Linked DNA regions of Homo sapiens: all the other regions are linked to region 5. Evidence: chromatin loops called from intact Hi-C (ENCODE). Cell type or tissue: gastrocnemius medialis. All regions are shown on one strand. Links, peaks and the distances in the headings refer to the core of each region. The heading gives the core; the rest is flanking DNA. Region 1 overlaps RXRA (retinoid X receptor alpha). Region 2 overlaps RXRA (retinoid X receptor alpha). Region 3 holds the start of LOC124902297 (a long non-coding RNA gene). Region 4 overlaps LOC107987137 (a long non-coding RNA gene). Region 5 has its middle 11 kb from the start of LINC02247.

The links. Peaks named below come from ENCODE experiments on the same cell type or tissue, not always from the same donor. Only the 100,000 strongest peaks of a DNase experiment are listed, where the experiment ranks them.
Region 1: it touches region 5 in a loop (5-fold over the local background); 7 of 110 quality-filtered maps call a loop at or near these places.
Region 2: it touches region 5 in a loop (3-fold over the local background); 2 of 110 quality-filtered maps call a loop at or near these places.
Region 3: it touches region 5 in a loop (8-fold over the local background); 14 of 110 quality-filtered maps call a loop at or near these places.
Region 4: it touches region 5 in a loop (3-fold over the local background); 3 of 110 quality-filtered maps call a loop at or near these places.

The regions. Positions count from the first base shown.
Region 1 is chr9:134,432,440-134,438,418 of GRCh38, forward strand. RXRA (retinoid X receptor alpha) reads left to right here. Exons shown (of 10, transcript NM_002957.6): 9 at 1,663-1,768; 10 at 4,028-5,979. The coding sequence ends at 4,175. Among named protein-coding and RNA genes, the nearest start is that of MIR4669, 56 kb to the left of the region's middle. RefSeq lists enhancers at 1,370-1,871, 1,872-2,371, 4,523-5,091. In gastrocnemius medialis, for the core only: no CTCF peak of the experiment used is centred there; DNase peaks (open chromatin) are centred at 712, 2,151, 2,642, 4,052 and 1 weaker place; H3K4me3 peaks cover 1,264 bases; H3K27ac peaks cover 5,000 bases.
Region 2 is chr9:134,361,989-134,367,967 of GRCh38, forward strand. All of the region lies in intron 1 of RXRA (retinoid X receptor alpha), which reads left to right. Among named protein-coding and RNA genes, the nearest start is that of MIR4669, 14 kb to the right of the region's middle. In gastrocnemius medialis, for the core only: CTCF peaks have their summits at 2,508 (motif pointing right) and 4,129; DNase peaks (open chromatin) are centred at 1,687, 4,063, 4,413 and 4,892; H3K4me3 peaks cover 1,386 bases; H3K27ac peaks cover 5,000 bases.
Region 3 is chr9:134,168,092-134,174,070 of GRCh38, forward strand. LOC124902297 (a long non-coding RNA gene) reads right to left here and starts at 3,934. Exons shown (of 2, transcript XR_007061834.1): 1 at 3,670-3,934; 2 at 1-671. In gastrocnemius medialis, for the core only: no CTCF peak of the experiment used is centred there; no DNase peak of the experiment used is centred there; H3K27ac peaks cover 2,904 bases.
Region 4 is chr9:134,208,244-134,213,837 of GRCh38, forward strand. It overlaps LOC107987137 (a long non-coding RNA gene), which reads right to left. Exons shown (of 3, transcript XR_001746962.2): 3 at 127-5,594. Among named protein-coding and RNA genes, the nearest start is that of RNU6ATAC, 46 kb to the left of the region's middle. In gastrocnemius medialis, for the core only: no CTCF peak of the experiment used is centred there; DNase peaks (open chromatin) are centred at 2,808 and 3,168; H3K27ac peaks cover 2,972 bases.
Region 5 is chr9:134,281,472-134,287,450 of GRCh38, forward strand. No RefSeq gene overlaps it. Among named protein-coding and RNA genes, the nearest start is that of LINC02247, 11 kb to the right of the region's middle. In gastrocnemius medialis, for the core only: a CTCF peak has its summit at 3,084; DNase peaks (open chromatin) are centred at 1,940 and 2,980; H3K27ac peaks cover 2,768 bases.

The DNA.
Region 1 (5,979 bases), core at 591-5,590, 150 kb after region 5:
GGGTGTTTCTGGGGCTGGGCCCCTGTGGTTGAGGAGAGCAGGGCTTGGGGCTGTGGGGCTGGGGCTGGGCACAGGCCTCCTGGCCGACAGTGCGGCCCTTCTCCAGCCTCTGGGTTCTCGGCTTGAAAAGCCTCCTAGGTGCTACTCCTTCGCCCAACAAGTGCTGACACGTGCCTGTTTGCTCGGTGCCCTGCTGGCATGGGAGGGCCCCTTCAAGCTGCTGGATAGGGCTTGCCTGCCTAGAGCTTGGGGTTTAGAGGGTCACGCCCACCAGCAGGCACCCCCGGCACGTGAGGGCAGGAGCACGGTTGGTCGAGGGTGCGGGCCACTTCCTCCGGGAGCTGCAAGTTAGGGGCCAGGGGAGTGAGAGGCACGGAGGTGGGGTGGGCTGGTGGAGGCAGCCCAGGCAGGGCCTTGAAAGTCTTGCTAAGTTTGGGTTTTTTCTTGGGGCCACAGGGAGCCAAGTCCTGAGGGGTTCCAGCCGGGAGGGAGCTATGGGTTTCTGTGTTTGGAAACTCAGCTCATTGCGTGATAGGGGCAGGTGGCTGGGGTGTGGAGGGAGAGGTTTGGGGCTGCTGTGGGGAGCTCACTTGGGCTATGGTGGAGGGAGTGGAGCCCTCTCGGCTCCTGGCCCTGACCTTCTGACCTTGCCCTTTGTCAGACCTGGCTCTGAGGGACCGGGCCGGGATGGAGATGGGCATCTTCTTGTGGGGAGAGCTTGTTTCCAGGGTCATTTTATCACCCAGGCTGTGCATCCGGGCCGTAATCCTGCCAGCTCGGAGGCTGAGTCATGCCACGGCCCGGCCCGGCCCGAGGAATCCCCATTCAGGTCCTGTGTGGTCTGGTTGCTAGAGCTGGGGCACCAGCAGGACCTGGGCACCGGCTTGCAGGGAGGGTGAGATTGTCTGGCACAAGCAGGGTCCAGGCACAGGCTTGCAGGGAAAGCGAAGAGACCAGGGCACAGGCATGCAGGGAGGGCGAGGAGACTGGCTGGAGCGGAGGCAGCTGGGGGAGCCAGGTACGTTGCCAAGGAGCCCAGGACACAGGCCAAGGTGGCATTCACAGGGGGTCCCTGGGCCTTGGGGGCCAAGGTGGCATTCACAGGGGGTCCCTGGGCCTTGGAGGTTTTGGTGGCTGCAATCTTAGCCTCTCTGTCCACTCTAGGCTCTTGAGCCCGGGTCCTGAGCTCAGGACTCCGCAAGCACACCGAGGATGGGTTTCCGCAGGGTCTGGGTACTCCTGGGGGCAGCAGCGCTATCTCCCATCCATGTTATGGGGCTGGGACCCAAGGGCAGCAGCAGCATCCATTGTCTCTCCCAGTTCCCAAGGCGGCTGGAAGGAAGGCAGCAGATCCCTGACACTTTATCGATGGGGAAACCGAGTCTCTGGAGGTCAAATAGTTGACCCAAGGTCACGTGGCTGGCAAGTGGCAGAGCTGAGCCTGGACCCAGAGCAGCCTGGCCTGGCCGTGGGTTCCACAGTCGTCCCCCTGCCACCAGGCTCTGGGGGAGCGGGCGGAGGCATGTCCAGCGGCATTCCTCCACCACCTGCTCTGCCCATGGTGGGGCAGCCTGGGAGACCCCACACAAGCCTGGGTCCTGGGGGCAGGTGCCCGAGACACGCCCCAGCTGAGGGTTCTGACCTGTGGCTTCTTCCTTTCAGACTCCAAGGGGCTCTCGAACCCGGCCGAGGTGGAGGCGCTGAGGGAGAAGGTCTATGCGTCCTTGGAGGCCTACTGCAAGCACAAGTACCCAGAGCAGCCGGGAAGGTGGGTCCCGCCCCGTCCCACACACACCCCAGACCCAGGCTCTTGTCTCCAGAGCCCCCACCCCCTGCAAGGCCATTTTATGTGAATGAGAAGGTGGCACCCTCCCCAGGCCCAGCCCATGCCAGCAGGTCCTGAGCAGGCAGCAGGAGGTCCTCCAGGCCAGTGGGCTGTGGCGGGCACACCCCACAGGCCCACGTCGTATCCCCACTGGAAGGATTACCTTGCACCTGGCGCATAGTAGGTGCTTCTCTTTGTTCAGTAGATAGATGAAGGCTGTGCTTCACCCCCCACTGCGCTCCCCTACCAAGCAGAACCACCAGAGGCCAGGCGACACCAGCACATAGTAGGTACTTCACAAGCATGTGTAGAATGGATGGCCAGATGCCCACACATACTAAACACTCTCTACAAGTGTGTACGGAATAGGCGGTCACGGCCTGAGCGTAGCGCTCATGTTTCCCCCCTGCCCGGCTGTGGGCCCTGGAAGGGCTGGGGCTCCCTCATTTCTGAGTCCACAGTGCTGGGTGCACAGTAGGTGTCCAGGAAGAGAAACGTTTGTGGATCCCTGCCTGGGATTCAAAGTCAGCGCTCCAGATTCTGCCTCTTCTCTCTAAAGGGGCATCTCCTGGCCTCTTGATCCTCAGACTGTGGGGCGGGGAGGGGGTCGGGGGAGGTGGGGCCCAGCAGACCTCATAGGACACCCAGGCCTTCCCGCCACCAGCACATACACAGTTAACCGTGTCCCCGCTGCCTGCCCAGCCCTCATCTGGCTTGGTTTAAAGTGAAACTTCCCGGAGGACGAGGACAGGAGGGGGTGGCAGGCAGCTTGTTTTTCCTGGCTTTCTGCCCTGGCCCATCTCGCCAGCTCAGCAGAAAACAGCTTGTTCTCTGGCCCAACTCCAGCCTCTGCGCTGTTTTTGCCTTTAAAACAAGGCCTGTGAGGCAGCCAACCACAGAGCTTTTCCCTGAAAGAAAGACTTCGTTAATAATTAATGAGGTCCTGCAGCCCCTGGAGGGGCCGTGTGGAGAGACTCAGGCCGTGCACAGGGGCCCTGGGCAGACACGGCCAGCCGGAAGGGACACCTGGTTCCGTCCCCATAGCACCCTGTCCTCAGCGGCAGCTGCTGCCCTCATGCCTGGCCCTGCTATCCCTCTTCCCAGAGCCCCAGACTTCCCCCCTCCCTCCCGCCCCCCCACTGGTCCCTGCCCCAGGAAACTCCCCAGGGATGGGCCAGGCCCTGAGGACCAACCCGTGCTCCCTCCCTCCCCGGCCAGCCTTCTCTGACCATGCTGTGCCCAATGCCAGCAGAGCTATTTCTGAGGAAGGGGTGGCCCTGGTCTGGGGCCCACAGCCCTGCACAAGGTGCCGTGGGAGGCACTCATGGGGTGCTGATGCTTTATGGAAAGGGTCTTGCACCGTTACACAGCTCCCAAGTCAGGCCTGGCTCCACCTGCAGTGGGGGTGCAGCCTGACTCCCCCTCCCCCGCCTGATGCTCTTTGACTTCTTGGTTGCCCACCATGTGCCGGGCCTGTTCCCTGCGACTCACCAGTGTGCTCAGCAGCCCTTTCCCTTACAAGCCCCGCAGTCTCTTGCTGTGATGGCTGCTGCAGCCAGATGCATTACTGATACTCACACCCGCTCCCGGCTGTCATGGCCCACAGTTTTTCATTTTTTGAGAGACAGTCTGGCTGTGTCGCCCAGGCTGGAGTGCAGTGCTGCGATCGTAGCTCATTGCAGCCTCAACCTCCTGGGCTCAAGCGGTCCTCCCTGCAGGCATGCACCACCACGCCTTGCTACTGTTTTTCTCTTTTTCTTTTGTAGAGACAGGGTCTCACTGCGTTGCCCAGGCTGGTCTCGAACTCCTGGCCTCAAGCCATCCTCCCACCTCGGCCTCTCAAAGTGCTGAGATTACAAGTGTGAGCCATCATGCCCAACTGCCTGCAATTTTTAACTTCTTCACAAAGAGCTATTCAGTCTGCCCTAGCCAGCTGCTGTCTGGCCCCTGGCCCTTCATCTCCGTCCTCAGACCCAGGGATCTCCCTTCACTCTGTCCTGGCTCTGGGTTGCCACTGCCTCTGTTTCCTTCTAGCCTCCCCTCCTTCCTTCTGGAGGCTTGGCATAGGCAGATTCAGGGCTACAGACCAGCCTCAGAGGGGTTGGGGTATCAGACACAGCCCCATCCCCAGGGAGGCCTCCAGTGCCAGGGCAGAACTGCCCATGCCCCTTGCCCGGCCCTCACCAGACCTGTTCCCTGCAGGTTCGCTAAGCTCTTGCTCCGCCTGCCGGCTCTGCGCTCCATCGGGCTCAAATGCCTGGAACATCTCTTCTTCTTCAAGCTCATCGGGGACACACCCATTGACACCTTCCTTATGGAGATGCTGGAGGCGCCGCACCAAATGACTTAGGCCTGCGGGCCCATCCTTTGTGCCCACCCGTTCTGGCCACCCTGCCTGGACGCCAGCTGTTCTTCTCAGCCTGAGCCCTGTCCCTGCCCTTCTCTGCCTGGCCTGTTTGGACTTTGGGGCACAGCCTGTCACTGCTCTGCCTAAGAGATGTGTTGTCACCCTCCTTATTTCTGTTACTACTTGTCTGTGGCCCAGGGCAGTGGCTTTCCTGAGGCAGCAGCCTTCGTGGCAAGAACTAGCGTGAGCCCAGCCAGGCGCCTCCCCACCGGGCTCTCAGGACACCCTGCCACACCCCACGGGGCTTGGGCGACTACAGGGTCTTCGGGCCCCAGCCCTGGAGCTGCAGGAGTTGGGAACGGGGCTTTTGTTTCCGTTGCTGTTTATCGATGCTGGTTTTCAGAATTCCTGTGTGGCCCTCCTGTCTGGAGTGACATCTTCATCTGCTCTGAATACTGGTGCCCAGCCAGCCCGTGACAGCTTCCCCCTAATCAGGAGGGGACAGCTGGGGGCGCAAGCTGGTGTGTCATCAGCAAAGACCTCAGCCGCCTCGGGGATGAGAGGGGACTCGTGGGGCAAGCAAGCTGCCCTGTGCTCTGAGTGAGGGGGAAGGTAGCCCCTTTTTCCAAAGATAACTCACAGTTTTGCCCTCGAGCCAATGAGAACATGAGCTGCCCTCTGTGCAAGGTTTCGGGGCCACCTCCAGGCTGCAGGGGCGGGTCACTCACCCCCCTGTTTTCTCTCTGCCTTGGTGTTCTGGTTTCAGACTCCCGACTCCCCGTTCAGACCAGAGTGCCCCGGCCCCTCCCCAGCCTGAGTCTTCTCCTTGCTCTGCGGGGTGGGCTGAGGCTTGTCCTTGTTTCCTGCAGGGCTGGCCCTGGCTCGGGCAGGGTGGGGCATCACCACCTCACTGGCCTTGCTGGAGGCACAGGGCTCTGCGGACCTGCAGCCATCTGTGAGGCCCGCGGGGATGGGAGGGGAGGAGGGTGGCCTGTTGGTTTCCCTCAGAGGGGGCAGGTGGCCTGGAGAGAGAGGGGCTCAGGAACTGGGAGCCTCGTGGGTGGGGCAGATGCTCCGCGGCCTGGAGTGGCTCTGCCGGGGCATTGGTGGGACCCCTGCTCAGGCCTTCTCTCTGGCTGCCAGTTGTGTCTAAAAGACTCTTGGAATCTGAGAACCCGGAGTCGCAGCGCCCTCGGGCCTGGGCCACACGCAGGCCCTGGTGGGACCACCCAGCCTGGTATTGTCCACGGACAGCGTTGTTCACCCAGAGCCTTACTTGGGAGCCTCACTGAACGCCTGCTCTGGTTGAAGGTGGGGTGGGGGCGGGGCTTGGGGCCTCCCTGGCTCAGCCCAGTGCGGCCTGGCGCTCCTCCCGCAGGCTCTGCCCCCGGGCTCCGGTGGTGCGGGGCCCTCTCAGGTTGAACTCGCCTCTTTTGCACTGGAAGGCCCTCCCTTTGGCCTGAGTACTTTTCCCGTTCACGCCTCAGTCCCGTGGACCCAGCCTTTGTCAGTGGCAGGTGCCTGAACAGAGGGTGGATGGGGGGGATACCGGAGGGGGTCTTGTCTTCCCAGCCGCAGTCTAGGAATGATGCGGGGGGGTGGACGCCTTCTCCATAGTCTTTCCCCACCTGGAGCAGGGGCTTCCTCAGTGGTGAGGGGAGCTGCCTACAGGTTGGACCGGGAGGCAGTGGCTTGGAGAGGCAGCTTTCCAGCCTTGGTGGGGAAGAAAGTGTCCATTCTTTGCCTTCCTGGAGCTCCCAGCCAGAGCTGAGCTTAGGCACCCGAGTGGAGCCTGCAGCTGAGTCTG
Region 2 (5,979 bases), core at 421-5,420, 80 kb after region 5:
TCCTGCTGGGCTTGGCAGGGCTGCCATTGGTGGGAGGAGCCCCAATCTGTCTCCCAGCCTGGAGCTGCCCCCTGGCTTGGCACTGCCCTCTGTGCCTCTGTGCTCTCCCTGGACTGCCTGCTGGCTCTGCCCGCCCTGGGCCTTCTGTGCGGGTTGGGAGGGGATGGGCTCAGAGGAGTGAGCGGCACTTGTCCAGGGCCCAGTGCGTGGCCGCTGCTCATGGCAGCCTCTGCCTAGAGCCCTCAGTGGCTCCCCTGTGCCCCTGGGGTAGCTCCCAGCAAGCCTTGACCCTGAACCCCCTCCCTGCCTGGTCGCCCCTCCTTCGAAGACTCTTGCTCATCCCCCAAGTCCCATCTCTCCCTGGGGTGGCAGGGGCATCTCTTAGGCCCGCCTCGCTGGGTGCCCCTGCAGACACTCTGCAGCCCGCGTTTCTCCATTCATGCCACAAACTGTGTTTCCAGCGGCTTGTCCAAGGTTTGGCTTCCCCAGCTCCCGCCAGACCGTGAGCTTCAAGGGGGCAGGAGCCGAGTCTGCCTCGTGGTCACAGCATGGTGCTGGCATGGCACAGGCCTTCATGGGTTTCATGGAGTGAATAAATGATGGTGTTCCAGGGAGCAGAGCCTACTCCTGGGAGCTGGGCATGGGCTGGGCACGGGGCTGACGGTTAAGTCGTGGATTCCTTCACACCTACAGACACACACTGCCGTCTTAGCTGGTGAGGCCCAGCAAGGCCCCCACGAGTGTACCCAGCTCTGCCCGCCCCACTTTCTGTCGGCCCCTCATGTGGTCCCGGTCAGCTCCCAGCTGGAGTGAACACTTGGCTGGTGGCGCTTAGAGGAGGGGGCCCACTTGGACGGGGATCCTGCCTGTGTGTGCCCCCATGCCCGGGTCTGCACCAGCCTCACTCCCACAGCGTTGTCCCCAGCCTGATGTGCCCGCTGTCAGCAGCCACCTCGGCTCCATTTGGAGACCTGAGCTCTGGGTCTGGGCAAATCCTTGCTCTTGTTAATTTGGGGAGAGTGTGGACGGTTGCAAAACAGGACCCCTTTCTCTTGCCCCTTCTCCCAGACAGAAGCTAGGAAGTGAGCCTAGGGCACCAAGTTCAGTAAGTTCACTTTCCCCGGGGGCTGTTGGGTGCCATGTTCTCCCTGTGCCATGTGCCCTGTGCCTGTTGGATGCCACGTTCTCCCCATGGGGACCTTTTGGGAGTCGTCATTAGTGATGGAAGTAACCCAAGTCATGGCCACGGGCGAGGGGGTGGGGGCCTCGTTGCTCTGTCCTCTCCCAGTCCAGCATGTGGCAGGGCCGTCGGGCCTCAGAGGTGTCCCCTCACTCAGGGAGCCTGGCGGTGGGCCCTGTCCACCCACCCCATTTTCCTGAGCAGCGGGAGGTGGGAAGGCATCCGTTTAGGGAGTCAGCTAATTTCATACCTCTCTGGTTTCTCATCTAAAGCCCAGCCCTCATGGGCCTGGTGTGGCACCACAAGCCCAGGCTCCTGGGTACCGTGCCCCTCCTCTGCAGGGCAGTGTGTCTGTGGGGCAGTTTGCTTCTGTCCTGTTTCTGGGATGGGCCTACACTGCCCTCCAGGGAGGCCCCAAGGGGTGCAGGTGAGCAGGGTTGGCAACGGCAGCTTTGGGCAGGACGGGCACTGTGCCGCACCTGTGCGGCACCGGGTGTGGCTGGCACGGTTTGGCTGCTGTCTGCCTGAGCACTGCCTGTGCTGGCCAGTGCGTCTCCCAGTCCTTGGGACAGCCTTGTGGGAGGCCCAGGCCGCCCTGAGCATGGGGACCCCAGGGCCGGAGGTGCGACCTGAGCATGGGGATCCCGGGGCCGGAGGCGTGACGTGGGTCTCCTCATCCCGACCTCAGCTCCAGACATGTCACCATCTCCCCCGGGTTTGGCATTTTTTGGGGAAAAGCCTCCCCTAAAAACTGTACAGCCAGAAAAAAGAAGAAGAGAAAGGGTTGTGCCAAGAGCCTTGTGGTGGGCATACTGGGTCCGTGCCGGGCTTCTCCTCTCCCAGTTGCCCCTCCTTCAGCCCATGTTTCCATGGTGGGCATACCGGGTCTGCACCAGGTTTCTCCTCTCCCAGCTGCCCCTCCTTCAGCCCATGTTTCCAGACTCCTCCACAACCGTGATGTTGCCCATTTCTTTTCCCCCCAAATCTCCAGCCGCCTGAAGACACTTCCCACTCAGTGGGGTGAGGTCCACAGCGTCACGTGTAAGGTCCAGGCATCAGGGATGAGGTGCAAAAGCCGTGCGGTGGGAGCTTGTGCTGGGGTGGGAGGGAGGTCTGGCAAACGCCCACTGCGTGGGCACCAGGGCACTGGTGGCTTCAGGGGGCTCCAAGCCCTGGCATATTAAATGGCCTCCACCCCAGCATTGATGGGCAGCTGACCCTCAGATGCCGACTCCAGGAAGGGCCTAGGGTCGGTGTCTTTGGGAACAATGTCAACAGCAGCCTTTGTGTGGGGGTCCGGCTGTCATGGGCTCTGTGTTTGGATGCTCCCAGCAGCCACCAGAGGGCAGCTTGCATCTGTGGGAAACTGAGGCCCAGACAGGCCGGGGCATGGTTCTGGTGGGGCCTCACCTGCCCTTCTGGCCTTGGCCCCTGCAGACCCTCTGGGCCACTTCCTGCCAGGGGTGTGGATATGGCAGAGCAGCCCTGGGTGCTCTGTGGCTCCCAGCTCCCCACACCCCCTAAGCTGGGCTCTTCCGGGCAAGGCTGGGGCGGTAACCCTGGGGTGTTCTGGGAGATTGGAGACCCCCTGGGGTTCCATGCTTTGCCCAGCCTGCCCCTGCTGACGTTAGGGCTGCCTGGGACTCAGCTGGGTCCCTAGTGTTGGTGGCTGGGGGAGAGGAGCCAGGAGCGTGGACTTTGGCATCCCAGGCTGGGGCTGGCCTCTCGGCCCCTAGCTCGTGGCCCTGGCTTTGAATGTTACATAGATGAGGCCTCATGTGGGTCCCTCCCCTTCTGCTTACCTGCCCTCTTACTTATGAGGAGGCTGATGCTAGAGAGGGGTGTGCCCTGTCCCGGTTGCCCAGCTGGGGGATGGGGCAGGCCCACAGCTTCTGGGGAGAGCGTTTCCCAAGGTGGGGTCTGGTGCTGGCAGGAGGGGGCGGGGTGAGCCAATGGCTCCGGGGCCACCACAGAGGCGGCTGTTGCTGGAGGGCTGATGGCACGCTGGGCCCGGGAAAGCCCCTCGTGGGCCATCTCCCGGAGTTCTCTTGAGGGCCCCTGTCTTACGGATGAGGAGATAGAGGTTGAGGATCACAGCCCCAGCCTGCAGGCGCTCGAGCTGAAAGCCCTCGCCCCTCGTGGTGGGGCAGCGCGTCCCTGGGTGAGTGACCAGGCGGCCTTGGGTCTCTGGTGAGCTCAGGGAGCGGGGTCCACGTTGCCTGGCCCAGGTGGGATTTGGCGGGTAACGCTCGTGGTGTGTCCTGGTGTGAGACCCGGTGTTCTTGGCTGATGTGTGGGTTTGCTCATGGGGTGGACCAGGCCGCTGCCCCTGCCTCCTGTCTCTGGCTGTGGCCATGGCTGTGTGGACCAGGCTGGGGCTGCACTGGGGCCTGGGTGGTAGGGGGTGATCTGCTTGTCCAGTGGTTTCTGTGGCTTTTCTGGGGTCCTGGGCTGTCCCTCAGCAGGCCTGGGACTGGGCGGGGACAGTGGGGATGAGTTTCAGGTCTGTTCTTGGTGGCTGTTAACTCTAGGCCAGATGTAGCCCTGAGGGGCCCGGCAGAGTCTCGGTGGGTCTCGGTGGGGCCAGCTGTCGGTGGGTGAGGTGCCCCAGGGGAAGGGAGGGCCAGCCCAGAAGGACCCTCCCATTACCCTCTGGTGGCTTGCCCATGCCACCATTCCTACTGCTAGGCTCAGGCCTGTCTTGGGGAGGGTTCCTGGGCTGGGATTGGCCGTCGGGGAGGTGCACACAGACGCTCAGCACAGTTGTGGCTGCCTCCAGTCAGGCGTCCGCTGAGCGACCCCTAGGAGCCGCCTGTCTTTGCAGGAGCCGCGGGGATCATCTGGCGGCTGCCTCCACCCCTGCCTCCACCCCTCCCTTTTTGGGAGGTGGGGCTTGGCATCTTCAGCATCTCTCGTGCCTCAGTAACAACCTGGGAGCGGTGCTGTCCCTGGGTACAGATGAGAAGCCAAGGCTCAGAGGCACCAGGGCCCCAGTGGGAGGCGGCAGAGCCTCTGGTGGCTCCGTGTGGCATGTTCTGGGCTGTGTGTGGGGCCAGGGAGGGTGTCTTCAGCACAGGTGCCCGCTGGGTGGTCTCCCATGTGTGCCCAGGAGGAGTGCCACAGCCTCTCCCTCTGCCCACCCCCCCCATGCCTGCCCTGCCAGCAGGTCCAGCAGGCCTTGGCACAGGCTCCAGAATTGCACGTGATCTCAGACGGTTCCCAGCTTCCTCTGCAGGGCGGGGCTGCTCCAGTCTCTTACACCAGCGCATCTGCAACTCATTACACAGCGGTGTCGGTGGCAGAGTGGCCTGGCCACGGCGAGCTCCTGGCGGGAGTCCCCCTCCCCAGCAGCCACCCCGTGCCATGGGCCTCCAGGTCCCCCGGGTGCTGGCCTGGGGACAGCACCACAGGGCCCAGCCAGGGCTGGGGCAGGGAGGAAGGGCCCCTCCACTAGTGGGCTTTGGCCTCCTCGTGAGGAGCTGGGTGGGGCTGGAGAAATCAGCTCCCGCCAGCCTGATCTTCCTGCCTCAGAAGCTGAACCCCGGGGACAGTGTTGGTCAGAAAAGCCATAGACTCTCCACGGAAAAGGAAGCCTGGCACCCCCCATGTTTCACGTAGGCCACCCTAAGGTCCACAGATGCCTGGGGACAAGGATTAGTGTGAGCAAAGACACAGGAGTCGGGGACACATCCCAGTCGGAACGTGGTGGAAAGGCGCCAGGCAGGCTGAGTCGGAGATGTCCCTCAGGCTCCTGCTGGGAGAAGGGGCTGGTGGTTCCCGGGCCTGCACATCCCCACCCCTGCCCTGCGTGCCACTCTCAGCCTTTGCCCAGCACCAGGCTTATTATCCGATTGGTTAATTGGTTGAGATACGGGTCACCTCCCGTAACAGTCATCTTTTTAAGGCGTGCAGTTCAGTGGGTTTTCATCCACACACTTGCACAGCCACCACCACAGCCAGCTTTAGAATTTCGAAGCACTTCCACCAACCCCCCAAAAGAAGCCCCGTGCCCGCTGGAGCTGCTGCAGTGCCCCGCCTGACCCCACCAGCCACTCCCCTGCCTGCCTTCTTTGTGGATCTGCCTGGTCTGGCGTTTGTGATCTCCCTCCATCTTCACAGCAGTCTAGGTGCTGCGCTGGGCAGGGACTGAGTCTGCGGTGGGGGGGAGGGTGGTGACCCTGTCCGGGGAGACCCAGCCTTGCTCCCCGGAGCCCACCCTTCCACTCTCTGTGGGAAGAGAAGGACACTGAGTCTGCCTTGGGTTTCTCTTGCGTCCCCACATGCAGGGACGACGTGCCAGGGCCCGCTGTGTGCCCTTACCGTGGAGATCCCACTTTACAGATGGGAAACTGAGGTTCAGTGGTCGAGGAGCCAGCACTTGGAGACAGGATGTGAAACCCCCGGCTCCTGGCCCCTCGGCCAAGCTGTCGGTGCAGTGCGGTGACCCTCGCCGGCTGGGGAGTGTGGGGTGGGCTTCCCTTTGTGGGGGCCTCAACTTGCCTGCCTGTGCAGGGGGTGTGTGGGGCACCATGGTCCCCCAAGGGGCACAGAGCCTCCTTAGCACCTGCAGCTCCCCCTCGGGTGGGGGGTGCCGGGGTGTCTTGTGGCCCCTTCTGGGTCCTTGGGGTTCCTCTCCCACACCTGAGGGCCTGCCCAGCCTGTCTCTGGCAGCCGAAACTGGTTCCTGGGCCCCGGCTCAGCCAGCAGTTTTGTGCTGACCCTGCAGGAACTGCTAATTAAGCTAATAGTTCCCAGAGCTGCCTGACAGCAGCTGATGGTATCGGCCTTGCCGGAGATGC
Region 3 (5,979 bases), core at 403-5,402, 110 kb before region 5:
TCAGGAGTTTGAGACTATCCTGGCCAATGTGTTGAAACCCCATCTCTACTAAAAATAAAAAAATTAGCTGGGTGTGGTGTCGGGTGCCTGTAATCCCAGCTACTTGGGAGGCTGAGGCAGGAGAATTGCTTGAACCCAGGCGGGAGGTTGCAGTGAGCTGAGATCACGCCGCTGCACTCCAGCCTGGGCAACAGAGTGAGACTCCGTCTCAAAAAAAAAGAAAAGAAAAGAAAAGAAAAAAGCCTATTAGTTGGCAGGAGGGCTTATGAAAATGAGGCCTGGGGGATGTGTCATTTACTCAACTGTCTTGGCTAATGGGATCTCTAGGCTGGTGAGGTTGCGTTCTGTGTTTTTTTTTTTTTTTTTTTTTTTTTTTGAGACGGTGTCTCGCTCTGTTGCTGAGGGTGGAGTGCAGTGGTGCGATCTCGGCTCGCTGCAACCTCTGCCTCCCAGGTTCAAGCAATTCTCATGCCTCAGCCTCCAGAGTAGCTGGGATTACAGGCATGTGCCACCATGCCCAGCTACTTTTTTGTGTTTTTTCTAGAGACAGGATTTCACCATGTTGGCCAGGTTGGTCTCGAACTCCTGACCTCGAGTGATCCGCCCACCTTGGCCTCCCAGAGTGCTGGGATTATAGGCGTGAGGCACCGCTCCTGGCTGTGTTCTATGTTCTGTAAAGGAAAACAGTGCAGGTAGGAGAAAAGAGGGGCCTGGGAAGGGAAGAAAACAGCAGGGAAGAGGAGGGCTGAAGACAGAGCAGGAGGAAGGCTGAGTGGCTTTAGCTCTTTGGCCTAACCCAGACCAGTCAGAGTTCACTCTGGGCACCTCCCAGTGGCAGCCACTTGATTTGCAGGCAAAGAGCTTGGAGACCGGCTCTGCAAATTCAGCCTTATCCATGTCCACATGGGTATGGCCCCGGAAAGCACTCAACAAATATGCACTAAATGGATGACTTCAGGCAGTGATCCAGATTATTCAGAGCAGAAAGCTGCTTGGGCTCTGATTACAGAAAAGTACTCCCCGCTCATCCGGATGCAGGGATACCTTCCAAGACCCCCTGTGGAGGCCTGAAACTGTGGATTGTACCGAACTGTAGAAATACAGTACTGTTTTTTTTTCCTATACATACATACCTATGATAAAGCTAGGCACAGTAAGAGATTAACAGTAATTACTAATGATAAACAGAACGATTGCCACAATATACTGCTGTAATAAAGTTAGTGTGTGTGATCTCTCTTTCACAATATCCTAGTGTTCCATGCTCACCTAGTTTCCGGCCACTATTGACCGTGGGTACCTGAAATTGCAGAAAGCAGAAACTCAGATAAGCAGGGACTACTGTACTCTTTTTTTTTTTGAGACAGAGTCTCGCTCTCACCCAGGCTGGAGTGCAGTGGTGTGATCTCGGCTCGCTGCAACCTCTGCCTCCCAGGTTCAAGCAATCCTCCTGCTTCTACCTCCCAAAGTACTGGGATTACAGGCATGAGCCACCACGCTCGGCCCTGTACTCTTATTTGCAGGCTCACATGGCTTTAGGGAGACTGTATTTTCCAGAATGCTGATGACATTTCTGCTCCAGATCTGGGGAAGTGTTGGTGAGTCAGTACTCAGCAGGATAGAAGGCTGAGGACAGTTTGGGCCCCCACAGGTGGCCATTCTCCCTCCCCAGAAACCTGGCCATGTGGTGGGCCGAGGCTGCCCGCTCTTTCGAAACTCCAAGCTCTGGGCACCCACAAGGAAGGAAGGACGAAGCGAGGGTGGAGTGAGTGCAGTGAGAAGCGCTCCTCCCGGCCGCCAGCACCATCCTGCGGAGTTAGTGATGTGGCGGGATCAGAGTTCAGTCTTTACAGGGAATGTCTCCTGGAGACACATCTTACTGGCAGCATCTGTGGGCTGCCTGGGGTGGGGTGAGGCAGGAATGGGGTGGCCTGACCCCTGCCCTGCCCACCTCTCACGCACGCACCTCCACCCACCTGCTGGCTGGTCCCAGAGGCCTTCCTAGGTTCCCGGGAGGCTCTCCGCTGGGAGCCAGGGGAAGTGTCAGAGCCAGGGCGACATTCCCAGGAATAGCGAGAGGCCCCAAGGACTCATTCCCTTTCAGAACGGAAGGCCTCGGTGACCCAGGACCCTCCTGGGGCCGTCACAAGTCTTCGAGTAACCACTGGGGCCCAGCGGGTGAGCTTCAAGGCCACTCCTAATGGCCACCACGCTGACCAGCAGCTTTTCGAATGGGCTGGTCCTTTGGAACTGCCCCTGGCTGGTGGGTGTCCCTGCCTGCCAGCCCCCGTCCTGCTGGCCTTGGCCTGGGTGGTGGGCTGGCCCCAGGGTGGGGTGTTCCTCCTACCCCTGCCTCCGCTTCCATCACTTTTTTTTTTTTTTTGAGACAGCGTCTCTGTTGCTCAGGCTGGAGTGCAGTGGCGCCATCTCGACTGATTGCGACCTCTGCCTCCTGAGTTCAAACAATTCTCCTGCCTCAGTCTCCCGAGTAGCTGGGATTACAGGCGCCCACCACCGCTCCTGGCTACTTTTTGTATGTTAGTAGAGATAGGGTTTCACCATGTTACCCAGGGTGGTCTAGAACTCCAGACCTCAGGCAATCCATCTGCCTCAGCCTCCCAAAGTGCTGGGATTACAGGCTTGAGCCACACAGCCTGGCTGCTTTGGTCACTTTGGGAACAGTATTCCAGTGTCAGGCTGCTGGGCTCGGGAGCTTGGGTGTCTGCCCCAGTCAGTCGCCCCTCTTGGGGTGGGACACCCAACAGGCATGGAACACAGGGTACCTGTGTCTTTTAGGGTGCAGGGCTGGGCAGTTCCAGCAGTGTCCACCAGGGGGCGGGGCCGCACCGCTCAGGGTGGAGCTGGAGCCACCAACCCGCATCCTGGCTGGGGCTCCCGGCTCTCACCACAGCCCTCTCCGCCTGGCTTCTCTGGGCTTGGGCAAGGCCCCTAACTGTTCTGTGCCTCAGTGTCTTTCCCCTTGAAGGGACTGATCTGCAGAGTGCCCGCCCTGGGGTTGAGCTTATGGTGAGGGCTCGGTGGCAGCCAGCCCTGACTGTCCTGTTTACCCCATGGAGAAACTGAGGCTGGAGTGTCCGCTGGACATCCGAGGTGACACCCTCAGGTGCAGCTGGCAGCGGGGCCCCAGGAGATGCTGGGAGATGCCTAGATTTGTGGGGTTCTTGGTATGTGCCCAGCACGCAACAGTTCCAGTTGCAGTCTGGACTCTCTCTGGCATTGTTTTTTTCAGAAGGTCATGTTTTCTGTGTGATACATAGAATACCTGCTCACTATAGAGACATTTAAAGCAACACTGAGCCGGGCGCGGTGGCTCATGCCTGTAGTTTCAGCTACTCCGGAGGCTGAGACTAGAGGATCACTTGAGCCCAGGAGTTCAAGACCAGCCAGGGCAACATAGCAAGACCCCATCTGTAAAAAATTTTTAAAATTTACCCAGGCGTGGTGGCACGCACCTGTGGCCCCAGCTACTCAGGAGGCTGAGGTGGGAGGATTGCTTGAACTTGGGAGGTCGAGGCTGCAGTGAGCTGTGGTTATGCCACTGCACTCCAGCCTGGGCGACAGAGTGAGACCCCATTTCTAAAAACAAACAACAAACTAAACGACAGGGAGAAAGAGTACAATAAAAACTAAAAAGAGCTCTAATCTTACCAATCAGCACGTGACGGGCACCACTGGCGTTTCTACGGAGGAGAGTCGTTGGCATTCCTGTGGGTTTTCTGTTTCCCATTGGGTCCAGAGTGTGGAGCAGCTCAGGGAGGCCCTGCAAGGGTGAGGGAAGGACGCAGCGTGCCTTTTTGTGTGTTCCAAGGTTTCCTGGGACTGGAAGACTCTGTCAGTGATGTGCAGGGGGAGCAGGAGGGTCCAGATAAGGCCCTTTCAGTGCTGTGTATCGAAGGCCCCGAGGGTTTACAATGGGATGTTTCCCTGCATGCAGATGCCTTCCCCGTCACGTCCTGGGTTCCTGAGGACCAGGCACTTTGCCCGAAGTACACAGTTACTGTGGTTTCTTTTTGCCGCCCCACCCCCCCGCCCCCAGCACTATTATGAAATGGATATTGGCCTTGAAGTAGATGGTGTCTTAGGAAGGAGAAAAAACATTTCCCTTCACAGTGCCTGTGGTGACCTCTGGGCAGAGTGGTAACCGCCCTGCCTGGCAGGCCCAGGACTCCCTGGATTTCTCCGACTCTGCAGGGATGCCCCCATGGCCTCCCAGTCAAGCCTGCTCAAGGGGCTGCCGTTCCCTGCTTCTGCAGAGAGGGTGATGACTGTCTAGGGGGAGAAGACCTCTTCTCAGGGCTCAGGGGCCTCTATTAATAAAGTGACTGCTGACCCCGGACGTACGGGAGGGAGGAGGGGATGGAACGTTCCCAGGGTTGGCGTTTGGCCGGAGACGCTTCTTGCCTGACCCAGTGCTGGCCTCCTGAGCATTCCGGTTCTGCCCTGGACCCCGAGGCTCCGATGGGCCGGAAGCCCTGCATGGACCAAGTGCTGGGGCTCCCCTTCCTCAGGGACATAAATCTCCCTGGACTGGCTCCCTGCGAGCGTCCTGAGGGCCTGAAAGAAGGAGGGACGGAGCCTCAGGCCTATGGGACCAGGAGGGACTCAGACATAGGCCATCGACCCTCCAGGAGCTGGCTCACAGCTGTTCTGGAAACTTCTCAGGCTGCACATGATCCGGCTCTGCCTCTAGACCCCAGAGGCAGCCCGCAAGAGGGCTCTTGCTGTAGTTCGCTCGCGTTCGGTTGTTTCCATGGGTGTTAGTGGGTGTGGGCTGGGGACAGGCAAGAGGACAAGTCCTCTCCACCATCAGAAGCCCGGCCTGTGCTGCAGAGACAGGAGGATGTGGTACAGGCCAGTGAGCCCAGCTCGTGTGTCTTAGTTTAGCCACTCACAGACCCCCGTGCAGTTCTCTGGGGCTGAGGTCCTCGGTACCCCAGGAGGGGAGGCAGGCGATTTTAACAAGTCATTCTAAGGACAGCACGGCTGGCAAGAGGTGGCCACTGCTGTTGCCCGGACGGACAGGTGAGAAACCCAGGGCACAGAGAGGCCACTTGCCGGCCCTACGCCACACAGGGAGTGCGGAATGACTTTGGGATAACTCCACACACACCGCGGCAGCCCCTACTTACGAGAACTTTGCGGCAACCTTGAGTGTGGGTTCTAAGCAGAAAGAGAGGCCAGGCTTCAGGGACGGGTGGTGCCACCAGGAGGGGCTTTTCTGGTCTGACAGGCCGAGTGGGGCCGGGGCCTTCGGGAGGGAGGCCGGGGCCTGCGCGGTCACCGCTGTGCCAAGGAAGAAGGCACTCCAGGCAGGGATCTGGCCCAGGCAGAGGCCCCGGGAGGGCTGCTGGTGAGGCTGCGGGGTTGGGGCTGGAGTAGGAGGTAGAATCTTCTTGGGACTGGCCCAAAAGATGTCACAGCACCAAAGTGTGGGCCAGCCTCGGGGGTCCCTCCAGGTGACATTTCAGTGCCCCAGGAGAGACCACCTCGGAGACTTGGCCCCGCAAGGCCCTAGCGCACACTGGCGGGGAGAGGCTGCCTGTTCTCCCTGCGGTAAACGCCCCGGGCCGACAGACTGGGCCGAGTCCCGTGGGCCTGGGGTCGCTTTGGTGGGTGCCCTCCCCTGCCTCGGCATTTGGACCATCCCAGAGGCTGCAGGGATTTAACTCAGGGGTGGGTGCTGGTCCCTGTAGTTGGAGCCCCGAGACCCTCCGGCCAGAGGAAGAGCCCAGCATTCCCGGCACCCATGAGAGGACCCGAATAGCCCGTTTTGAATCATACCCGCTGCCTCCACGCCCCTCGCCTGCCTCCTGCGCCCCTCGCCTGCCTCCTGCGCCCCTTGCCTGCCTCCCACGCCCTGCACCCCCATGTACCACGCCGTGTACTCTGGGGCTGGGGAGCCCTGGGGAGGCTGAAGCACTTACAGAAGCTTCCCTGGGGCACCAGAGCTCGGTGAGG
Region 4 (5,594 bases), core at 553-5,552, 73 kb before region 5:
CCCAAGAAGCTGGGATTACAGATGTGTGCCACCACGCCTGGCTAATTTTTGTATTTTTAGTAGAGATGAGGTTTCACCATGTTGGCCAGGCTGGTCTCAAACTCCTGACCTCAGGTGAACCGCCCGCCTTGGCCTCCTGAAGTGCTGGGATTACAGGCGTGAGCCACTGTGCCCGGCCGACAGTCCAGTCCCTTTAAATGCCATTCCTATGGTGATAGCCCCACATGCGTCTACCCAGCTCTGACCTCTCTGATCTCCATCCTGCGATCCTCTGACCTCCACCCTGCGATCCAGATGTTTGTCCGCCCACTCAGCACCTCAGCGTCTCAACAGCTTACAGGCTGAATCGGACAATTGCCAACAGCTCACAGCAGCACGTCCATGCCGGAAACCTGACCTCCCCCGTCTTCCCATTCCTTAAATAGCCCCCATTCTCCATCTGGCTCTGCCAACCCCGTGACACCCTCCTGGGCACCCTGCCACACTGTGTTCTGCCAGGTTCCCTGGGTCCAGCGTGTAGCTCATTCCCACCCCAGGGCCTTTGTACTCGCCATTCCCTAACCTGTAATGCCCGCCCTGCACCGAGCTATTCTCAGGGTCCCCACCCTCACTGTATTCAGCCTCAGCTCATGTGTCCCCTCCTCAGGGTCCTGCCCTCCCCCACACCTGCTCCCCACTGTTCCCAGTCCCTTACTTGTTCGATTTGCTGTGTAGAAACTATATTCATGTTCACTAATGAGTTGTCAGTTTCCCTTCCTGGAATTGGAAGCTCCACTAAACCAGTGGAGCATTGAGCATCAAAAGAGGTCTCACCAAGGTCTCCAGTGACCTCTGTGTTGCCAAACCCACTCCATTCTCGAGGGGCACTGTACTGCCTTCTCCTCATCCCTTCCGGGAGCAACCCCTCCCCACCACCACTGCCGTCCTCCCAACCTGTCTTCCCAACACACCAGGGGCCGCACGATGAACAAGATGGTGCTCCATCTTGTTTACGTCTAGGTTCAAGGTGAGTTGTTGAATGAGTGAGAAACTGGAGCTGGTGGACACAGGTGAGACATCCAGCGTGGCTTGGGGACATTTGGGGGACGGCAACGTGTTGGGACATTGTCTCCTGAAGCAGGACAAAGACCCTTTGTCCCCAGCTTTGGTGAGATGATTCGAGTGCTTAGTGACTCAGTGACTTACCTGAGAGTTGGCGGGTCAGGGGGTGGCGCTGTCACTGGCACAGGAAAGGAGGACGGTGTAGGGCATGAGGAGTGGCCTCTGCGTCCACGGAGCCTGTGCTTTCCGACTGCAGGAAGAGCGACGCAGAGCTGAGGCGTGGGCAAGAGCTCCTGAGGCTGGGCTGGGTGGGCATTCCCTGGGAAAGAACTTTCTGAGCTGGGGATGTGAAGGATGCACCACAAGGGGTGGGTCCTGGGCCCTGGAAGCCTCCAGGGGAAACGTCCCTGTCCCTGTCCCTGAGCTGAGGCCCAGCTGCCTGGGAGCTCAGGGAGACTGGCTACCCAGCATGCTGCCTGGAGGAGGAGTGGCAGGGCTGCCTTGTGGGGCTGGGGGCTCAGCCAAGCATGCGTGATGGCTGCAGAGAATTTCTACTGGTCCCCTTCCAGGATTGGGTCTCCCGGCGTGGGTTTTGAGAAAAACGAATCTGACTCTGGGGCTCAGGCCCAAGGTGTCAGGGCTCACGGCCCCGTACAGCGGGGCGCCCGGGGCTGAGGATTGTTTGGTGGGGGGTGCACTGATCAGTTCTTGTCCCCTGGTGACTGTGCCCCTGGCCAGCGACCTGGCCTCCCTGAGCCCTGGAGTAGGGTCTCACTTCAAATGCTGGCCGGAGCCTGCTGCCACTGAGTGCTTTAAGCAGCAGTCAGAGAGGTGGGGGCGGGGCACAGAGGCAGGGAAGACCCCCACTCGATGTATGCCAGGGTGCACACTAATGGGCCTAGAGACGAGGATCCCAGGTTCCCATGGACAAAATGGTGGCCATCTCCTGGCGCCCCTGAGCTGCCGGCAGTGGAGACGGTGGGTGGCCCCTACACCAGCCTTTCTTCATGAGGCATTTCCAGTCTCTCCTGCCCTTGAGCAAGTTCCAGTGAACACGTGTTGCTTGCTAGGACCTGGATCCCCTGGTCCTAACTCTAACCCTAACCCTAACCCTAACCCTACAGCAAGTCCAGCCCAAGTCTAGTCCAAGCCCAGGGAGCCATCTGAGGACTAACAGAGTGGCCAATTCTTACAGACACTCAAGGAAACCAACCACATCTCCAGATGCCGACTGCAATCGCCAGGACTGCCTAAAATGAAGGACATTTACACACTCGGAGAGGGGCAGCTGCGTGGACTCAGGGTGCAGAACTGCTCATCAAACTTATTGTTTGAGCATCGGCGGGGGAAGACTTTGTCATCAACAGAGCCCAGGCTGGGGAGGGGGCTTGTGAGTCCCTGGTACAAACCTCATCTCCGAGAGGCCCCGGGAATGGAGGCTGGTGGCTGGGGTTCCAGGCTGTCCGCTGTGACCATGGCCCTGGCGCTGAAGGGCCACAGCCCCCAGGGTGGCCCCAGTTGCTGCCTCCGCCGCAGAGGCTCCCCAGCAGCCAGAATGAGCACCCCCAGTGGATTTGGAAACCGAGTCTCAGTGCCCTCCCAGTTTCTTCATCATGTCACCCATGAACACATTGCAATCATCATTCATGGGGCCAAAATGCTCTGCTGGGGTCAAAGCAGCCCCAGCAAATGCTGACTCTCCGCTTTCCTTTGTCTCCTTTAGACACAGCCAGAACACTCTCTGCCAACTCTCTTCTGAAAACCTGTTTGGGAAATTATTTGGCAAGGGAAGTCTTGGCACACACTGGGGGACAAGCAGGGCGAAGAGCTCAGAACCTCGGCTCCCAGGTCCACAGCAACTGGGTGTGTTACTCGGGCCCTGGACCTCCCACACCAGTGTGGCAGGGTCTCTACGCACTAGAGGGGCCCCCGAGGGACCTCTCCTGGCCACGTTGGAGCCAGTTCGTCCCGCTGGTTGGAGATTTCCAGTTCCCCTCTGAGTTCTGGCCCATCAGCCTTTCTGCCACAAACCAACCCAACCACGTGGACGGTGTGTGGCCAACTAGGCCGCAGCTCCACGGAGGCCTCCCTTGCTGGGGGTGCTGGGGCTGGAGCTGCCTGAACTTGGCAGGGCTAGGCCCATGGGGCCCTATGGATTAGCAGAAGTGAGCCAGAGCCGCTGCCCAGCGGCCTCCAAGGCTGCAGGGGGTGGGGGGCTGAGACTCGGGTTGGTGGCTGGAGAGAAGTCCAGGCGGTGGAGCCGGGAGCCAGGGGCTCACCCTTCTCCTCAGGAGGAGAGCTCGGGTGGCTTGTGCCGAGAGGTGGGGTGCTGGGGCATTCCCTGAGCTCCATGCCACTGCCTTACTTATTGTGCCTCACTGAAAACATACCACATCCTCGTAGCATAGGCACCCATTTTACAGATGGGGAAACTGAGGCCAAGAGATGCCATCACTTATGAGCTGCTCATCAGCAGAGTCTGGCCTCCAGATCTAACGCCTCCTCCCTGGCCTTTTAGCTGCTGTGGAGAAAGAAGGCAGAGGGTAGCCCACAGGGGAGGCCCCAAGAGAGGAGTGATGGCGACTCAGGGCTGGGAGATGGGGCTGCCATTGGAGGCACCCTGGAGTGGAAAGGAGGGTTGAGGTCAGAACGGGGAGGGTGTAAGTCTCTCCCACCCTCCCTGCCCCCCTGCACCTGAGGCTTGCTCTTCCCTGCTCCTACCCCCAAGAGCTTCACCCAAGCCTTGCACTCCTGCCCTCACTGGCTTCATACCCCAAGTCCACCTGGCTGGGGTTGTGGAGGAGGCCACATGGCACGGCCACTGTGGGCAGCAATGTCATTGTCCTTCCAGGACCCTTAGAAGCCACAATCCCACTGCCCTCTGGCCTGGCAAGGGTGTGACTGCCCCCAGCCCCTGCAAAGGGGATGACATGTCTCATTTGTTGCTGTTGGCACCATGGCAGGAATTGTCAAGGGTGACTTATTCAGGACCAAATGCACAGCCCAGTGGATGCTGCCAAGACCTTGCATTCATCTGCTGATTGGAGGCGGTGGCGTTTAAGACCCACTTTATAAATCACGCCTGTGTGCACATGGGGGATGATTAAAAACCCCACAGGGCTTTGAACAACCATGAATACATAGGGCAAGGGCAGCTGGTGCCCTTGCAGATTGGTGGAGGATGTGCCCTCTGGGGTGGGCGAGGGGCAGTGTTTGCAGCTGTAATAGTCTTCAGGGGCTTTCTGTCCTATGACCTTTGTTGAGCACCTACTATGTGTCAGGTATCACGAGAGCCAGTGTGGGGTGGTGTCAAAACCTGGGGCTCAAACTCCAGGGCTGCCTCTAGCTCCCAAGTAATCAAACTCAAGTAATTTCACCTGTTTGGGCCTCATTCTCCTAACCAAGGGAGACCATCTGACTCACCAGTAGGAGTTATGAGGGGAGGTGTAGATAGAGCAGCCGGCTCAGCCAGGCCCTGGGGAGCATGTGGTAAAGGGAATTCCCTCACCTCCTGGCCCCCATTTCCTCCCTTCTTGGGCCAGTGGAGCATGTGAGAACCTGGTCTCTGCCTCAACTACAGGGTGGTCCCTCTGCAACTCCAGGAGTGGCCTGGTAGGTCAGCATTTTTCACTACCTACTGCATGCAGGTTGTGTGCAACATGCTGGGAACAAGAACGAGGAGGATACACAGATAAGGGTTCTAGGGCTCATCGTCTCTGGGGACAGGGATTGAACCATCCAAGCCTTCTTGTAGAAGTGAGGGTGTCTGTGGTACTGAGTGAGGGGCCCCTGAGGGGATAAGGAGGGACATGGGATGTGAGTAGTGGTAGACAGGGCCAGGTGGGGTGCCAATTTAACCCTTCATGCCTCAATATTCCCATCATGGAAAAGGGACCTTTCGTCACTTTCTAAAAAGGAACAGGAAGTAGTAGGAAAACCAGAAAGTGGAAGGTGGGACCTGTCTGACTTCAGGTCAGACAGTAGCTCGGCTGCCTCTGCCTCCCCTAGTGGCATCTGAGGGCGTCAGTGGAGTGCTGCTGTGTGTCCTCTGTCCACATGGCCCCTGCTGCTGGGCTGTCACTTGGCCCCTGCTGCTGGGCTGTCACTCAGCCCCTGCTGAGTGGGGTTGCTGTGAGAATTACAATATTGAAAAGCTTGTCCTCTGGGAAGAGCATTGTGCCCACTGGCTATTACCAGTGTGCATTTTGTTTTCCCTCATCCTGACCTCAGAGTGGGGCTGCCTGTTCTGACCTCAGAGTGGGGCTGCCTGCTCCTGCCTGCCCAGGATGCTGATAAGGGGACACTCGGCTCAGGGAGTGGAAGCTTGGCCTGGAGGTTCCCAAGACTGGGACAAGAGGGTCTGATCCATCTGGGGAGGGGCCCTTCCTTCCAGAATCCCAGGGGAGGTCCAGGAGGGGCCAGTGGAGAACAGAGCAGAGCCAAGAGAGAGCAAAGGTTCCCAGGCAGTTTCCCTCAGGGAGCCCACCTGGTTTCCAGCTGGCTCCATCCACTGGTTCTGGACTATGTGGGCGGGAGGAGCCCAACAGAAGGGG
Region 5 (5,979 bases), core at 441-5,440:
GTGTGTGTGGACGCACACACGCATGCACGTTTGTGCTTATGGATGCACATATGCAGTCATGCGTGTGTGTGTGTGCACGTCTGCTCGTGTGTGCATGTGTCCACGTGTGTGCGCTTCGTGTCCCTGCCCAGTTAACACAATGCACACAATTGCCTCCAAAGAAATGGGGATGTTCTTTAGAAAGAGGATGCTTTTTTGCATTTCAATTGACCGCCTCAACAATGTCCGTTTAATTAGTGTGTTTTGAAGGGGAAATGAAGGAAAATTATAACTCATCCGAGAAAATGGCTTGTACGTGCTCAGCTCTTCTCGCGGGTTCCGGTGGAGCCACCACCAGGTCCGGCAGAGCCTGGGCCCAGTGCCGTCCACCCAGAGGAGGAAGGGAAGGGCTGGCATGGTCCCTGGGGTGGGGGACATGGGGGACAAGGGCAGGTGGATGCTGCAATCTATCTGGTGGCCAGGCAGTGAGTGGGCTCAGATGCAGAAGCCGCAGGCGGTACCACCCCATCCCTCGTGAGGCCATTGGGGAGAGGCAGTGTGGTTCAGCAGAAAGAGGACAAGGGCTCACTCAAGACCTGAGTTTGAATACTGGTTCTGCCACTGTCATCTGCGAGGACCTGCCAAGACTTGGTTTTCTTGTCTGTAAAAACATTTGTAAAATGGTGCTGATGGCTGTGAACCCAATAAAGGGATGACCAAGAAAGGGCTTTCTAACATGCCGGTCTCAGAGGGACGTGGCAGGAGGCATCTCGAAGGATCCCGGGAGAGTCCCACATTTGAGCCGCGGCTTGGCTTAGCCGGGGCCTGGCTCCCTGCGTGCTCCTGAGTGCCTCCCGATGGCTCACGGCCGCCCTGAGCCAGCGGGTTCTGCCCTCACCCTGCCTAGGGCTCCTGCCTTGAGGCTGCCTCCAGCAGGGCCCTGAGTACAGGAATCGGAGGGATCCACAGACACAGCTCCCGGCCCCAGCCCTGGTCACGCCGACACTGAGGGCTCCAGTCTCTTCTCCAACCCCCAGACTCTGGGCTCTCCCCACTGGCTGCGTCGCCACCTCCTGAGCTCTGGCCTAGGCTGTGGTGGAGACACAGTTGGGGCCTCCTCCCTACACCTGCGCATCCCCTCTGCTCCTCTGGGCTCCCCTCTGCAGAAGCCAGAGGTCTGTGGGCAGCTGTTGCCTGACAGGCTCAGGAGATCAGCTCACATCGAGGGGTGGCTCACTGTGAGGGTAGGGACAGTACGGGGGCTCCAATTCTGGAAGAGTCAGAGGTTGGAGGCAGTCTGCATTTCCAGGGTCCCCAGAACCCCTTCCACTGGCAACCCCACTGTCCAGTGAGGAAGGTTGCCCCTGCCCCAGCCTAATGGACCCCTGTTCTCTGCCTAATGGAACTACGCCTTCCCCATTTGGAGGTGGGGAAACTGAGGCCCAGCAACGTGGAACCACTGGCCAGCAATGGCACCATTGGTAATGACAGGTCTGGGTTCAGGCCCCAACTGTCTGACTCCAAAGCCCCTTTGCTGTGCCGTCAGGAGGGCAGCAAGACTTGGGGCTCCCCACAGAGCTGGGGACTAGGACACAGAAGACTCCAAGCCACTGTTCCCATGTGTGTCCCCCCCTCCCCCCCCGCCTTGCCCTCTGGCCCACTAAGCGTGATCGGCTGTGTTGCTGTGGCTGGCGCGCCCGTGCCGCCATCCTGCCCCTCCCCGCCTCTGCTGCCAACCCTCCCAGCGCCGTGTGCCGACTGGGCCCGTACAGCTGCCTTCCTGGCCGCTGGCTTCCCCGAGCCCCATTGTTGGGCACCTGGGAGGTTTCCAGTTCTTTGCTGTATGAATAGCGTTGTTTTAACCATCTTGGCACAAGCTGCCTCTTTCCCCTCCCTCTCACGTTCTTTCCCTCTTGCAAGGGTTTGGGCACTTTCCCTGACACGTTCATTCTCTTACGCAGCCAGGAGCTGGCGGGACGCCTCCCAGGAGAAGTTGGCGGTCGACCAGGAGGCCTCAGTCTCTGCCTCTTGCTGCGGATGAGCCTGTCCTGGGAGCGTGGGGCTCCTGCCTCCTTGGCGAGTGAGTGTGCCCAGCATGGTGCCCATTGCTTTACATGCACATTGGTTCAGTGAGGCGAGAGCCAGCGTCCCCATTTCACACATGAGGACACTGAGGCTCTGAGAGGTTCAGCAATGACACAGAGGATGTAGGAGCAGCCAGACTTGACCCAGGCCAGTCTAAGCAGAGGCCAGGCTCAGTGCCGAGACCCTGTCCTTGGGAGCCCCGTCTACATCCACCTGTCCTTGTGCCCACTGCCCTGGGTTCACCCCAGTCCCCTTACTTCCCTGTCCCAGGAGGCAGGACACCCGGGAAACACAGGGGTCATCCATGCCAGACTGAGCCTCTCCCCGCTCCCACCCTAAACTCCTTCCCGGGGCTGGCAGCGAGCCCCCTGGCTGGGTCATCTGGAGGTGCCTCCTGTGAGCCACCCATCACACCTGCTCCAGGGCGGTCTATGTGGGCGGGGACCTGAGCTCCATGGTGGGCTACAGGGCAGCACTGTGAGGAGCCGTGTTGGGAAGCCCACGGCTCCCACTCCAGCGCCTCTGCCTCCCACCACCCCCAACATTGGCAAGAGCTAGTCGGACGGGCAGATAGGTGGATGGGTGGACAGATGGGTGGGTGGACCAATGGATGGGCGGTGAGAGGATAGGCTGAGAGGTGGTAGGATGTGCCATAGAAGCCTTGGAAAGTGCCACAGATGCCCTGAGAGGCTGCGTCTGCCAGGAGGGGAGCACCCCCCTGGACCCCATGCTCTGGCAGGTTGGAGGGCTTCCTGGTGATGGAATCTCAGCCCTCAACTGGACGTGGTAAGCCCAGACCTCCCAACTTGCAGCCAGGCCCGCTCCTGTACTGTGGCAAACATGACCAATCACTCAGGGCTCGCCCTCCCGCTGAGCCTGGCTCCCAGCCCTTCCTGGCACGCCGAGTCCCTCAGAGTCCCTCATGTGTCCTGGGATGGCAGGAGATGCCAGGGTGAGTTTCAGACATGTGAGACCAGAGGGAGCAGCTCCAGTGCAGCTCTGTACCCTGGCGGCAGAGGCTGAGCTCCGCCACCCCACCTCTGAGTTTCTACTGAAAACCCAGGGGCTGAAATGCAAGTGTACCTGGTGCCACCAGCCTGGAGAGCGCACAAGACCCCTGGTGGGGTGGGGCCCAAATTCATTCTCTGGTTGACCCCACCCTCCCTGTCTCCTTCACTTCACTTTCCACAAAGACTGGGAATCAGTGTTCACCCTAAAATGTCCAGGGCCACAGGTAGAGGCCCAGCTACGCGAGGGCATTGTTGGGGGGCTCTGTGCACTGTCCGACCACGCAAGGGCATCGTGGGGGGCTCTGTGCACTGTCTGACCACGCGAGGGCATCTTGGGGGGCTCTGAGCACTGTCCGACCACCTGAGGGCATTGTGGGGGCTCTGGGCACCGCCCAGCCATGCAAGGGCATTGTGGGGCCTCTGGGCACCAGCAGGGGTGCTTTGGTCCCCGTGTGTTTGTGCCGGTGGGTCTGGGGCGGGGCCTGGAAACCTGCATTTTTCACAAGCAGGGGCAGGGGCTCTGGGGACCACCCCCACAAAAGCACAGCCCTGGGTGGTCTGCTCCCTGGGGCCCCAGGACAAGGTGCTGCTCTCCCCTCATGGAAGGTGCCAACTCCTGGAGGAACGAGCTGGCCATGGACGTGCCCCCCGGAAAGCTCCCCTCACCTCTGCGTGTCCCCAGGACCCTCCAGCCTGGGGTGGGCGTGTCCTACTACAGAGTCATAGCTTGAGCTTCACGGACCTCAGAGTCCTGCAAAGACCCCCCACCAAGTGCTTCTCAAGGTGTGTTCCTGAGGAGGGAACCGGCACTGCTGCTGGGCCCGGGGCCGTGTCCGTTCCTCCGGGTGAGCCGCACCTGCCCGACACTCTGCCCGCTGTGGGATCTGTGAACCTCACTGGACCTGTGTCTGTGTGCGTGTGTTTGTGGTGTGTGTGTGTGTCTGTGTGTGTGTCTGCATGTATGGTGAGTGTGTGGTGTGGTGTGTGTCTGTGTGTGTGATGTGTGTCTGTGTGGTGTGCATCTGTGTATATGGTGTGTGTGTGTGTGTGTGTGTGTGTGTGTGAAGTGTCATGACTCATCTCAGAACCCTCACAAGGTAGAACCCAGGTATGCATATTTGAAAATTCTGAAGTCAGCTGGGCGTGGTGGCTCATGCCTGTAATCCTTGCACTTTGGGAGGCTGAGGCAGACAGATCACCTGAGGTCAGGAGTTCAAGACCAACCTGGCCAACATGATGAAATCCCGTCTCTACTAAAAGTACAAAAAATTAGCCAGGCGTAGTGGCAGGCACCTGTAATCCTGGCTACTCCGGAGGCCTGAGGCAGGAGAATCACTTGAACCCGGGAGGTGGAGGTTGCAGTGAGCTGAGATCATGCCATTGCACTCCAGCCTGGGCAACAAGAGCGAAACTCTGCCTCAAAAAAAAAAAAAAATTCTGAAGTCTACCCCAATTTTGAACCCCTGGTAATTCAGCCCCCTCATTGTTTTCATTTTAGGCCTTTTATTTATTTATTTTTAATTTTTCTTTAGAGACAGGGTCTAGCTCTGTCACCCAGGCTGGAGTGCAGTGGTATGATCGTAGCTCACTGTAGCCTCGACCTCCTGGGCTCAAGCCATCCTCCTTCCTCGCCTACTGAGTAGCTGAGACTACAGGCACGCGGCACCATACCTGGCTAATTCTTATTTTTTTTTTGTAGGTTGTGGGGCGTCTTACTATGTTGTCCAGGCTGGTCTTGAACTCCTGGCCTCAACAGATCCTCCTACCTTGGCCCCCCAAAACACTGGGATATACCTTTTGTGTATTGTTTTAAAAATGTCATATTGAAATATAACCAAACACATGGGTCTTTTCATTATTTGCTCCTCAGCATCACTTGGCCCCTGCACCCATCCCCCACCCCCAAACAGTGCCGTCTGCCCCCCAGACAGTGCCGTCCGTCCCCCAGATGGTGCCGTCTGCACCCCAGATGGTGCCGTCCGTTGCCCAGACGGTGCCGTCCATACCCCAAACGGTGCCGTCAGTCCCCCAAACAGTGCTGTCAGTGAAGCTTGCACTTGGGACTTGGCCTGGCAGAACGGCCGCCCCCCAGGCTTCCTGCAGCCCCGGGCCAGTGAGGCATTCTGTCCTGGGAGCCACCTCCCAGGTGGGGGCCGCTGTGCTGTCCGCTGTGGCTGCCCGCAGGCTGCCTCTGCCTGCCAAGTCCGCCACACACAGCCGTTGGCTCCCCCTGAAAGTCAACAGACCAGTTTTAGCAAACGTGGAAGCCACAGAAAAGCAGAAAGATGTCAACAAACTACCCGTTCCCTGCTCTGCCCCAGCTCTGCCACCCTCTGGACTGTCCTTTTCTGCATTCGCTTTTACACACAGTCCTGATAAAAGCACCCAACCCTTCCTCCGAACCAGGGCCATGCCCCAGGCCTCTCTATTCTCAGGACAACTTATGAACTGGCGAGGAAACTGACGAGGAAACTGAAGCACCAGGACAATTGCACAGTGGCCCCGGGGCAGGGGACAGGGAACAGCTAGGGAGCTGTGGCTCTGTGTGGACCCTGGTACTCTGAGCCCAGCTACCTGTGGGGCTTGTAGCCACAGTGGGAGGAAACACTTGGGAGAGGAGATGAGCGAGAGGAGAGCGCAGGAGACATCTGGGTCTCCCGAGAAGGTCCCAGGGCCCCAGGACCAGGCTGTGGTTCAGGCTGGAGTGTTTCAGAGTCCCTCGTGTATCCTGGGATGGCAGGAGATGCCAGGGTGAGTTTCAGATATGTGAGACCACAGGGAGCAGCTCAGTGTCACTTGTGCCTCAGTTTCCACATTAGTAAGGTGGGGCCGGTCGTCAGACCTACCTGGTTGGGCCCTCAGGAGGGCCCTATCAATCAGTTCTGCTGAAAAGCACCCAGAGCTG